Linked DNA regions of Homo sapiens: region 2 is linked to region 1. The links are chromatin loops, found by intact Hi-C in ENCODE. Cell type or tissue: endothelial cell of umbilical vein. All regions are shown on one strand. Links, peaks and the distances in the headings refer to the core of each region. The heading gives the core; the rest is flanking DNA. Region 1 has its middle 14 kb from the start of CLIP2. Region 2 overlaps LIMK1 (LIM domain kinase 1).

Region 1 (2,899 bases), core at 137-2,636:
TTTTTCTTATTTTTTTGACCTTGAGGATGAGGATTCTGAGCAAAGCTGCACCACCCCATCCCATATCCTCTGTCTTTAAAAAAACACCCTTGGGGCTGGGCACAGTGGCTCACACCTGTAATCCCAGCACTTTGAGAGGCCGAGGTGGGCGGATCACAAGGTCAGGAGATGGAGACCATCCTGGCTAACACGGTGAAACCCGTCTCTATTAAAAATACAAAAAATTAGCCAGGCATGGTGGCGTGCATCAGGAGGCTGAGGCAGGAGAATCGCTTGAACCCAGAAGGCAGAGGTTGCAGTGAGCTGAGATGGCACCACTGCACTCCAGCCTGGGCGACAGAGCGAGACTCCGTCTCAAAACAAAACAAAACAAAAAAAAACACCCTTGGGCTGCCAGTGTCTGATTTCCCAGGGAGTTCCCCGGGACCTGGGTCTGATGTGTCATCTGATTTCTTACTTGAGGCAAAAAAAGTAAGGACAGGGATGAGGAGTTCCAAGTATCTGTGGCCTCAGCCTGGTTGGACTGTGGGTAGGAGAAGGAAGGAGTATTCCGGAGAACCAGTTGCAGCCATGGAAGAGGGGTTTCCTGGGGAAACAGGATTTTTTTTTTTTTTTTAGACAGAATCTCGCTCTGTTGCCCAGAGTAAGTGCAGTGGCACCATCTCGGCTCACTGCAACCTCTGCCTCCCAGGTCCAAGCGATTCTTCTGCCTCAGCCTCCTGAGTAGCTGGGACTACAGTGTGTGCCACCATGCCCGGCTTATTTTTGTATTTTTAGTAGACAGGGTTTCACCATGTTGCCCAGGGTGGTCTCAAACTCCTGACCTCAAGTGATCTGCCCCCTTGGCCTCCCAAAGTGCTGGGATTACAGGCATGAGCCACGGCGCCCGACCCCAATTCCACTTTTTTTTTTTTTTTTTTGAGACGCAGTCTTGCTCTGTCGCCGAGGCTGGAGTGCAGTGACGCGATCTCGGCTCACTGCAACCTCAGCCTCCCAGGGTCAAGCGATTCCCCTGCCTCAGCCTCCCTAGTAGCTGGGACTACAGGCACACACCACCATGCCCAGCTAATTTTTTGTGTGTGTGTTTTAGTAGAGACGGGGTTTCACCATGTTGGCCAGGATGGTCTCGATTTCCTGACCTTGTGGTCCACCCGCCTTGGCCTCCCAAAGTGCTGGGATTACAGGCGTGAGCCACGGTGCCTGGCCCTAACCCACATTTTAAGAAGGCTGGAATATGACTTTGGAAGAAAAGCTTGGGTTGTGCTTGCAGGGACACGCACCTGCCTGCAGGGGACACTGTGGGTGGCTGCCAGCAGGGCACATGCAGGGTGGGAGACCAGGGCCAAGGGCACGCCGAGCGCAGGTGACCTGCAGAGCCAGGCTCACTGGTGGGACCCAAAGGTGCAGGAGGCCAGGACCCAGGGGCACAGCTGGTCCTTGGAGACAAGTCCCAAGCTGAGCTGGCTGCCACCTCCACCCCCACCACCCAGCAAGGCAGGGATCATTTCACAGCCCACCACATCCAGACATGCAGCTGTTCAGGTCCAAGAAGCCCATCTAAGTAGAGGGGCTTTCTTTACCCGCCTGTTTCCCTCTCCATCTCCAGGGGGCCTGCGGTGGGTTCCTGGCCTCTCCAGATTGCCAGAGATAACCTTCAGTTCCCTATTTCCTAAAATGAAGAAATTGAATTGAAATGTTCCAGGGTCCTCTAGCATCCTAACATACTGATTTGTGTCATTTATAGATTTGTTATTTAAAGCAAGCATGTCTCACTCTAAGTTACTTTCCCTGAAAACTTGGATTAAAAATAAATCTGTATTTTAAATTCATAACTACAGCTTATTTACCACTCTTCTGAAATTACTTTGCAAAGTGAAGGATCACTTTGCAAAGTGAAGCTCACTTTGTAAAGTGAACAAACTTAATTTTATCAGGAAAAAAAAAAAGCAGCAGCTGGGTGTGGTAGCTCATGCCTCTAGTCCCAGCTATTTGTGAGGCTGACGCAGGAGAGCTGCTTGAGGCCAGGAGTTCGAGACCAGCCTGGCCAACATGGTGAAACCCCATCTCTACTAAAAATACAAAAATTAGCTGGGCGTGGTGGCACATGCCTGTAGTCCCAGCTACTCGGGAGGCTGGGGCAGGAGAATTGCTTGAACCCGGGAGACGGAGATTGCAGTGAGCCGAGATCGTGCCACTGTATTCCAGCCTGGGCGACAGAGCAAGACTCTGACTCAAAATAAATAAATAAATAAAAATAAAATAAAAAAGAAAGAAAAGAAAAGGGAAGAAAACCAAAATTCAGCTAAGCAGGTATGTTTAGGGAGGGGAGGGAATGGAGAGGGGAAACTAGGGGATTCCAAGATACCTGGAAAGTTCTATTTCTTGAGCCAGGCGTCCTTCACATAGGTGTTTATTTTCTTATCCTGAAGTCATGCCTATACATTGGAGAGCCACTTCATATGTACGTTATTTTGTAATCAAAACCAAAAGCAATTTACCATACACGTGCACCTCCCCCACCTCATCTTCCAAACCTAGGACCAGCACGCTGGGGGAAGAAACCTGTATAAAAGTCACCCAAAGGAGTGGGGGACAGAGACCAGGACTACACCCCACCCCACCCCACCCTGACTTAGAGACCTCCACCCTGCCCTCACCCTGAACAAGAAACCCCTCAACCCATCCGTACCCTGGTTTAGAGACCCCACCGCCCCCTTCACCCACCTGGAGCCCCTGCTGTGACTGGGGTCTCAGTGATTCCATGGGTCTCCTGGGTGCGAATCCCAAACCCAGGGCAAAGGGACCAGAGGGACCATCGGTCTCCAGCCCCAGTGCTTCCTTCCTGATGGGGAGTTGTCAGGAATGTCAGTGGTGAGAGGGGACTCATGACACACCGGCT
Region 2 (2,843 bases), core at 344-2,843, 180 kb before region 1:
GTGTTCTGACCTCCCAGCCCCTTGCAGGCCCTGCCTCCCGGAAGGTTATGACCAGGCTTGGACTGGTCCAGGCTTCCCTTTGGCTCACATACTGCCTCTGCGAGGTCCCCTCCAGGAAGCCTCCTGTGCACAACCCCCAGGGCTGCCGCATCCCTGGTAGCATCTCCTTGGCAGCTGGGTGGGCTGGCCCTGGGCAAGGAGGGCTGAGCATGCTGCTGGCCTGTGGGGTTGGAGCAGCGGCGGGATGCAACCTCCCTTTCTTCAGGGGACCTTTTTGGCGAAGACAAACTGTCCATAGGAAGTCGACCTCTGTTCCCTTGGGGGCAGCAGTGGAAGAGGCAGCTGCTTTTGAGCTTGTCCCTGTCCCCAGAGAAGCCTGAGGCCTTCAGTGCCGTTGCCAGGGCCGAGGCTGAGGAGCCTACAGCGTGTGTTCAGGACTGAGGGCCAGGGACGGGCCACAGGCTCCCTGCCTGGGGTCCAAGCCTAGATCGCTCGCTCCCCACCCGCACCAAAGCCCAGGCAAAGGGTGCTTCAGCCACTTCCTGTTGCAGGCTCAGACCAAGTCCCCTGGCACCCACGCGGCTGCAGCCTCCTCCTGTGCGCTGCAGCCACGCTGGCCCCACCCTCTGCAGCCTCCAATCCTGAGCCCCTGAGGGAGGATGGGGAAGCAGCTGGTCTGGCCACCCCTGCCCTCCCTTAGACCTCCAGAGCCCCCAGTGTAGCCACAGAGGATGCTGTTGGCTTCAGCCCCAAGAAGACGCCGCTTCCTCCAGAGGGCTAAGTAAGTGGGAATCCCCCTCCCTACTTGTCCTGGGCTCCAGGCAGGGCCCCTGGTGTAAGGCCTGGGGCTGGAAGCCGACCCACCTAGGTCCAGGCTCTGGGGCAGAACTGAAACTCCTTGGTTACTGTCGGCTGCAGCCTGGGAGCAGGCCACTGCCAAAGCTGTGGGTCCTTCCAGGACAGTCTCCCCATGAGGCCGGTCCTCCACCTGCTGTTTCTTCACACCTGGTGGCCAGGGATGTGGCCCTGGGTAGAACGATGATTCTCCACTCCTGTCATTATGGAAGCCACCGCTGTCTCCCAGCCCAGCCAGCCACCTGGGCTGCAGAGCACCCCTTTCATGCCCTCCGGGTGCCTCCCCCTTCTCCTGCCCCAGCCTGGCTTTGTCCTACCCTGCTCTCAGGGAGGGGTACCCTGGAGTGGGGCCAGGGCATGGCTCTCCCCCGAGGGAGTTCCTCTCTGGCTGTCCCCAGGGCAGCTCTGCACAGCCTCAGTACCTGGCGCACCTCCCTTGACATCCTTCTTAGGGACAGTCAGGCACTCTGTGTGGGGCACTCAAGAGAGCCAGGCCCGTCAGCCTCTAGCTCCTGCCAGAATGCAGGCCTGAGGGGTGAGGGGCGGGGCAGGGGCAGGGACAGGAACTCCGGCGTGCTCTCCATCCGCAAAGGTTCACTGAGGCCCCGAGCCCCAGCCACTGAGCCACCAAGTCAGCCTGGGCCAGGCCTGGGTGCCCTGTCTGCAATGGAGGCAGAGACGGGGTCTCGGGGCAGTTCTGAGGATGCTGGGTGCACAGCGGGGGCCTCGCCGGCAGGAATCACTTATGCTCTCTCCTGGGCCAAGCTTTGTGGATGCCCAGCCTGGGGCCGCGGGGAGCTGGCAGGTCAGTGGCAGACACTGGTGGGCAGACCTAGTGTCTGGTAGAACAGGCATCAAGGAAGTGGTGACCGGAGGGAAGCCAAGTGCACTCAAACCCTCGGGTGAGTCATCACCGCCGGGTCTTTCACAGCTGCTGAAAGTGAGCAACAGTGATGAAGGTTTGTGAGTTTCTGCGTGAGCGAGTGAATGGACCAGTAGCAGTTTCCAGGTTGTGGAAGAGCGTTCCCTCCCCGGGATGGGGACACTTGGTTACAGCAATTCCTAATCCCCCACCCACCCACCGCCCACTGCAGAGGTATGCGGGGGCCCTGCTTCCTGCAGGCAGGAGTGAGGGGCACTCCTGTGATGTGGCACCCCTGTGACCGAGGTCATGTGTGATCGGTGTAAGGGCAGGAAGCGAGTCATTGGTCTGCACCAGGCGTGGGGGCTTCTGCGAGGGCAGGACCCAAAGTCGGCCTGGCCTCCCGGCTGCAGCACTCCTTTCCCTTTCGAATTAGGTTAGAGCCCTGGGACGGGAGGTGCCCTGTAGACCACCCCCCTCACCAACTTCCGTCCTCCGCCCCACCCCCGCGGTGATCCGGTGAACTGCCGGCCCCCTGCTGTGCACCGAGTGGGGCAGTGACCCTGACGTGGCGTCTCCTGCCGCCCCTGCCACCGCCACCACCTCCGGTGGCCCAGCCTCCGCATTCCCCACCCCCATGGAGGAATGCACCAGGCCTCCCTTCCTGGATGCACCCCTCACCCACATGCTTCCAAACCCTGGCATTTTCTGCTCCCCCTTTACTCCCACCCCTTCCCCTAGGCTCCCAGACAAAGGGGAAGTGGCTGGATCCTCTTAAAGGGACAGTGTCCCACCAGCTTACTGCTGAACTCCCCTCCTCAACCCCAGTTCCCTAGTTACAGTTAATTAGCATTAGCAGACAGCCCATGAGTGATACCCATGCAGGCCCCAGGCTGTGGAGAGTTTCCTGGGTAGGAAACAGCCCTTAAGGTCCCTCATCTCATCCAGGTCCCAGTCTTTCCTACCTGCCTCTCTCCTAGATTGTGGCCCTTTGGAGCCTGGTTCTTCTGTCCCTGTGTGACCGACACATAGCACCCAAACAGTGGCAGAGCGGGACGGACCCCCTAGCCTGTTCTCTGTGTGGGTCTGTACCCTGACCCAGACATGCCCCCCCACAGCAGGACCC

The links. Peaks named below come from ENCODE experiments on the same cell type or tissue, not always from the same donor. Only the 100,000 strongest peaks of a DNase experiment are listed, where the experiment ranks them.
Region 2: it touches region 1 in a loop (1.9-fold over the local background); 2 of 110 quality-filtered maps call a loop at or near these places.

The regions. Positions count from the first base shown.
Region 1 is chr7:74,274,178-74,277,076 of GRCh38, forward strand. No RefSeq gene overlaps it. Among named protein-coding and RNA genes, the nearest start is that of CLIP2, 14 kb to the right of the region's middle. RefSeq lists enhancers at 96-145, 436-505. In endothelial cell of umbilical vein, for the core only: a CTCF peak has its summit at 1,308 (motif pointing right); no DNase peak of the experiment used is centred there.
Region 2 is chr7:74,092,519-74,095,361 of GRCh38, forward strand. All of the region lies in intron 2 of LIMK1 (LIM domain kinase 1), which reads left to right. Among named protein-coding and RNA genes, the nearest start is that of LIMK1, 10 kb to the left of the region's middle. RefSeq lists enhancers at 273-814, 738-847, 1,508-1,717, 1,897-2,437. In endothelial cell of umbilical vein, for the core only: no CTCF peak of the experiment used is centred there; a DNase peak (open chromatin) is centred at 1,763; H3K4me3 peaks cover 661 bases; H3K27ac peaks cover 2,500 bases.